Regions from separate parts of the Homo sapiens genome. Here region 2 is linked to region 1. Evidence: chromatin loops called from intact Hi-C (ENCODE). Cell type or tissue: PC-3. All regions are shown on one strand. Links, peaks and the distances in the headings refer to the core of each region. The heading gives the core; the rest is flanking DNA.

Region 1 (2,937 bases), core at 264-2,763:
GAGCCCTCTGAAAACCAGGAAGAGGACACTTACCACACACCTAATAGACCAGCATCTCAGTCTTGGACTTCCCAGCCCCCAGAACTATAAGAAATAAATGTATGCTGTTAAAACTACCTAGTATTTGTTATAGCAGCCCAAGCTGACTAAGATATTTGGGAATAAACCCTTTCAGTTATCTGAATACAGTTCTTTGATCTAACAGAATTTAGGCTCTACTTTAAGCTCTTTGAGAAAAAACAATGACTCAATTAAAATAATAGAATAATAAACATTCTCTATTTAGATTAGCAAACTCTTCTTGTTCAAAGTGTGTAAAATAGAGAACAACTTCTCCAAACATAGTTTTATTTATTTATTCATTTATTTTTGAGACAGAGTCTCACTCTGTCACCCAGGCTGGCATGCAGTGGCTTGATCAGGGCTCATTGCAGCCTTGACCTCCCAGGCTCAAGTGAGCCTTCTGCCTCAGTCCCCCAAGTAGCTGGGGCAACAGGTATGCACAACCACGTCCTGCTAATTGTTTGTAGTTTTAGTAGAGACCAGGTTTTGCCATGTTACCAAGGCTGGTCTTTAACTCCTACACTCAAGGGATCCACCCATCTTAGCATCCCGAAGTGCTGAGATTGCAGGCATGAGCCATCATGCCCGGATCCCTCCAGACATGGTTTTAACCATGAATTTTTAAGATATTCTCTCATAAAAAGAGATCTATCTTTGTCATGCACATAAACAGAAAACTGAAAAATCAACCCTGTTTCAAAGGGAGAACAGATTTTTAAAAAGAAATAAAGTAAGAGTAAACAGTATTTATTTATTTTAATTAGTTTCAGTGGCTGTTGATGGACTGCTATTATATCCCATAAGAAAAATTGACTAGAGACTCAATTCGTATGTGAACAATAAATTAACACTATTTTAATATATTTGCTATGAGATAGAAGGGAACCAATCTCTCAGCCCCTTAAAATTTTACTTTGCATCTTTAACATTGAAAGACAATAGAAAAGAAATCATTGCTTTACAAGGTTAGCATCCTGGGTCATTGTATTAAAATCTTAGACAGTAGTGTTCCTGGGGTCACAGGTCATTTAGCGCCTCACATCTCTTAAATACTTTGAAGGGATTATGTACACCATTATGTAAGATTTTTTCATCCATTTCGAATAATTCAGTTTTACATCATTTAAGCCCTCCGTTAATTTTGGTGATGTACTTCTAAACTTTTTCCCAATGGGTAAATAAACTTAATTCAGAAAGAAATTGTGGTTTGGAGTTCTAGCTTTCAGAATGGTAGCTCCCAAGAGAAAAATTGTTTTGGAAATGGTAAGAAAGGATCAACCACCTTTAATTCTATCAGGAATTTAATCTTGTAATAAGCCTGAAAATTCCATTTTTGTTAATAGAAAGAGAATCCGCATGAAATATAGAGAGCAAACCGTTTCCACTGGCAGCAAAAACAACTACACTGAGTCATCACACACTCAGCATATAAAATTGATTTAATTATATTGAGGAGAAGGGGGGTGAAAATGGACTGAACTAGCACAGTCAGCCAAATGCAAACAAAGCACAAAACTCAAATTGTGTTACTGATGGAGAGGTAACATTCTGTCAACACTGTGCTGTGCTTTTCATCTTTATGCCATTCTCAGGTGTCCTCGCTAGTAGCAATCCCAACCAGTCTTATTTAAAAATATATGTCCCTTGCTGGGCATCATGCCTCATTTATGATATGGCTTTCTTTGGAAGGATACTTCAATTTTCCTTACAAGGAAAACCAATAAAAGAATTCAATAAGTGACTTGAACATTGTATTGGCTCACCCCTTAATGGTCTTAGAAATCCATTTTTCTATATCAATCTGTAGCATCCTCCACCTCTGAGTCCAGTGTTACTTCACCAGATGCAAATAGAGATCAACACTCACTGGTTTTCCTTAGGGTCCAGGTTGTTCTCTGGATTATCGCTAAAGAAATCTATTACACTGAGAGTGAATCAGGTATGTTTCTCACAGAAAGGCAGCATGGCACTGAGAGGTAAGTCTGGACTGGAATCAGGAGACCTGGAACTTCCTGCCAGTCCTGCTACCATGGTGAATAATTCACTTCTGTTTGCAAAGCTTTCTGAGTGACCTTTCCATACTTACAAATTTCTCATCTGCAAAATAAAAGGGTCCTTGGGAAAATTGACAGAGTTCTCACAGTGCTACAATTCTATGAATTTAACCTGGTTTATTTGATTTATAAATAAGTAAAATCAGTTTAAAGCCATTAGAAATGACATTCCTAAATGCGATTCATTAAGCATCCACAAATTATCTAAAGCAATGGTTAGTATAACAAAAAAAGCCTGTATTTTAAATTATAGTGTTTTTTAGGTTATTATTATAAAAAATAATTGTATAGACCAAAAACATACAGCCAGGTTCAAAATATTACACTGAAAACCCTTTAGTAATATTTTTCAAAAATATTATACTAGGAGTTTATATATTTTCCTAACACCTAAGGAAATGAGTATTAAATAAAACATGAAAATTCATCAATATTATTTCTCACTTCGTGGGTTATCTGAATGATATAAACCATGAAGCAATAAGTAATATTGGTTTTGAATTTTTACCTTTCTTGCTAATGTTCTATATGAATACCAAAATTTTCTTTAATTGTAAGATTATAATAATGTTCAATAGCTAATCCAAACTCATGTGTGTAGTTTTAGTTTCCTCTTAGATTTAGGATTATATTTAATGTGATTCTGTTTGTCTGGCAGTGTTTCCATTATTTTGGCAGCTGGCAAGGAGGATTGGTTATACGAAGCTTTTCTATTTTCCCTGCAATTTCCAACTTGGCTCCAACTTTTAGTAATCGTATTTTTGCTTCCGTTTAAAGGAACTGTATGCAGAATGTCATTTATTAGGTAACCACTTATCTG
Region 2 (2,937 bases), core at 156-2,655, 490 kb after region 1:
GTTTTCCAGATATGCCAACCCAAAAAAATATTTGGAGGCATGATGTTATACATATGGGTTTAGATACACACATAGGTATAAACACATCAGTATATTTTACAAAAGTCATTTTCTTAATGTTTTAAAAAATTTAGTTTGATTTTTAACCATAAATTTTTCATGTTGATAAATATTCTTATCTAATAGTATTTTCATATTTATTTCCCATTGTATGACGTATCATGAAAAATTGACAAGTTCTTATTACTGAATATTGAGATTGTATCAAATGTTTTACTGTTGTAAATAATACTATACTAGACATCTTTACGGCCGATTTGTTCACTCTTTCTGAATATTTCTTTGGAAATATATATTCAGTACTCATTTATCTTTTCAAAATACAAACATATTGCCTAATTGTTCTCCAGTTTGTTTATCCTGGTTTACATATATATCATTTGTATTTGAGAAGCATAACTTTCTAAAAATTTACCAATATTTCATATTAAGAATGTTTAATTTTTCATAATAAGTAAATCTGTAGAAATAGATCACATTTCCAAAAACATTGCATAAAATGTATGGTGGTAACTATTGAAAATAACAATGTCATAGGTATTCTCAGGACTTCTTTAGAACCAATATAAACACCGATTAAAAGAAAAGAGCAGGGAAGAGAAATAGCTCACTAATATCCCCGTAAAATCTTTTGTTATACTTAACTAAAAAAATAAATTATATTACATTGTGTTTTCTGCTGTTTTGAAAATACTGAAATGTTGATCCTTCTCACCAAGTAGAACATTTATAGAAGAGCAATTATTTTTGTAGGGGTGGTGAGATAGAAAGTCTGTAAATTATAACCTAAGTATCAAAATAATCCAGCTGTACAGAGTGATGTTATTTCAATCTGGGGCAATACATATTGTCTAGACCACTCTCAAGATATTAAGAAACTCAATGACATTCCTATTCTTTTAATAATAACAAACATCAACAATAACCATTGTAAATACATTTAACTCGTACATCTTTACCAGACTCCTGGAAACATGAAATAAAGCCGAAGTCTTACAGAATATCGAGGGTTAAGAAGCAAAATTTCACTGCAAATAATGCGTTTTCTTTGATTCATCACTATTTAAATCTATAAACAGAAATTGTGATCTTCAGATGCTGAATGCCATTTCAATGAAGAATAAAGGAGATACTACCACCTAGTGGTAAAATATGCTGCTGAAAACAAAGTATTTTCATATTCAAATATTTTTAGAAAAGACCAGGCTGATGTGTGATTGTGTTATGGTTAAATGAAGTGTGCAATAATTATCAAAATTATGCATCTGTTAGGTTCTTAACTGCTGTGCACTTTATTCTGTTTACTTTTACAGTTTAAGCACTTTCACACGGAAATAGACATTATTGTGATGTGACTAGGGAAAAATTAATAAACTAGTGTCTTTACAGAATGATTGAATCTAATTTTCCTGGCTAAAGTAGTCGTTAATATTCTCCATTGCTTAAGACAGTTTAAAAGAGAACATTTTACTTAAAACATGCATTTATCTTACATTTATTTTAATAAATGTATATTTAGGTTTGCTCACATAATACTAAATATGGTGAAGTTCTGTAGATTTGGAAAACCGTTAGCTTAAATTAGCAACCATAGATTAGAGACATTAAATACCTTAAAGAAACTTATCTCTTGAAAATAAAATGTCCATAGATAATTAAAATGTAGAATTTTTAAATAAGAATCAATAAGAAAATATTCTTATTTGTAAAATACTATATATTCCTTGAATAGTATATTTTCAAAGAAGTAGCATGAATTCTTGTGATTCTGCACAGGTGTATTGTACAAGAAATAGCATTTTTTTTTGCTAGACATATCCATAATGTGATCCCCATAACAGGCAAGTACAAGTGAAACATTACATAAAAGTAAAATTAAATTTTAAAATACACCTGAATGCTTTTGTTGCTTGCTTGAAGTTTGGATAGATGTTCTATAGGCAGTGTTCACTCTTCTCATGTAGCATATACTTAAGACCAGCCTTCATTTTGCTCTGCGTGTTCTCTACAATTGCATAATACATTGTGCTAGGAAAAATTTAACAAAATGATGTTTCATTATGTCAAAAACTATGGAGAGTATTTTTTTTAATCACAAAATATTTTGCCACAACACCACACCTGGGAACACAGAATGCTTTCTATCTAATGCCTCATGCTATTTAATCAGAAAAAAAGGATGCTCTTATAAGAATATATTCAATGAAATATTAATTAATTTATTCACCGACTACTTATTGAGTTCCTCCCGTGGGCCATACATTATTCCAAAAGTGTCTGCAAGTAACTCCCTGAGACAGACAGGATCTTGTTTGCATTGAAGCTCCTTCTCTTTTTCCTTCTTCCTCTTCTCCTCTTTCATATCCTAAGTGGTAGATAAGCAGATAAATTTGATTGTTTGATTTCCTTGGTTTTCTCTTCTATTTTTTCCTTGTTTTGATTTTATTAAACTGCTGTTTTTATTATTCTATCTACTCAATCTACTTTGAGATTCATTTGATTTTATTTTTCTAGATTCTTAATTTGTAAACTGAGCTCAACAATGTAAGAACTTTCTTCTTTTTCTCCCAAGTGCTTAGTGCTACAATATTTCCTGAGTGCTGTGTCCTCTACTTCCCGCAAATTTTGATATGTTGAATTTTAATTTTCTTTCAATTCAAAATACATTTTAATTTCCCATTTGATTTTTTACTTGAACTCTTGAATTGTTCAGAAGCATTATTTACTATCTAAATATTTGATGATTTTCCAGATATTGTTCTGTTATTGATTTAAATGGAATTTCTTTGTAGTTGGAGAACATACTGTGTATGACTTGAATACTTTTAAATTTACTGAGATTTGTTTTAGGTAATAAAATCTGGTCTACATTTTAAA

Evidence for each region. Peaks named below come from ENCODE experiments on the same cell type or tissue, not always from the same donor. Only the 100,000 strongest peaks of a DNase experiment are listed, where the experiment ranks them.
Region 2: it touches region 1 in a loop (3-fold over the local background); 1 of 110 quality-filtered maps calls a loop at or near these places.

Annotation. Positions count from the first base shown.
Region 1 is chr21:24,022,084-24,025,020 of GRCh38, forward strand. No RefSeq gene overlaps it. Among named protein-coding and RNA genes, the nearest start is that of LINC01689, 300 kb to the right of the region's middle. In PC-3, for the core only: no CTCF peak of the experiment used is centred there; a DNase peak (open chromatin) is centred at 1,528; H3K4me3 peaks cover 419 bases; H3K27ac peaks cover 1,178 bases.
Region 2 is chr21:24,513,112-24,516,048 of GRCh38, forward strand. All of the region lies in intron 1 of LINC01684 (long intergenic non-protein coding RNA 1684), which reads left to right. Among named protein-coding and RNA genes, the nearest start is that of LINC01684, 86 kb to the left of the region's middle. In PC-3, for the core only: a CTCF peak has its summit at 1,192 (motif pointing left); no DNase peak of the experiment used is centred there.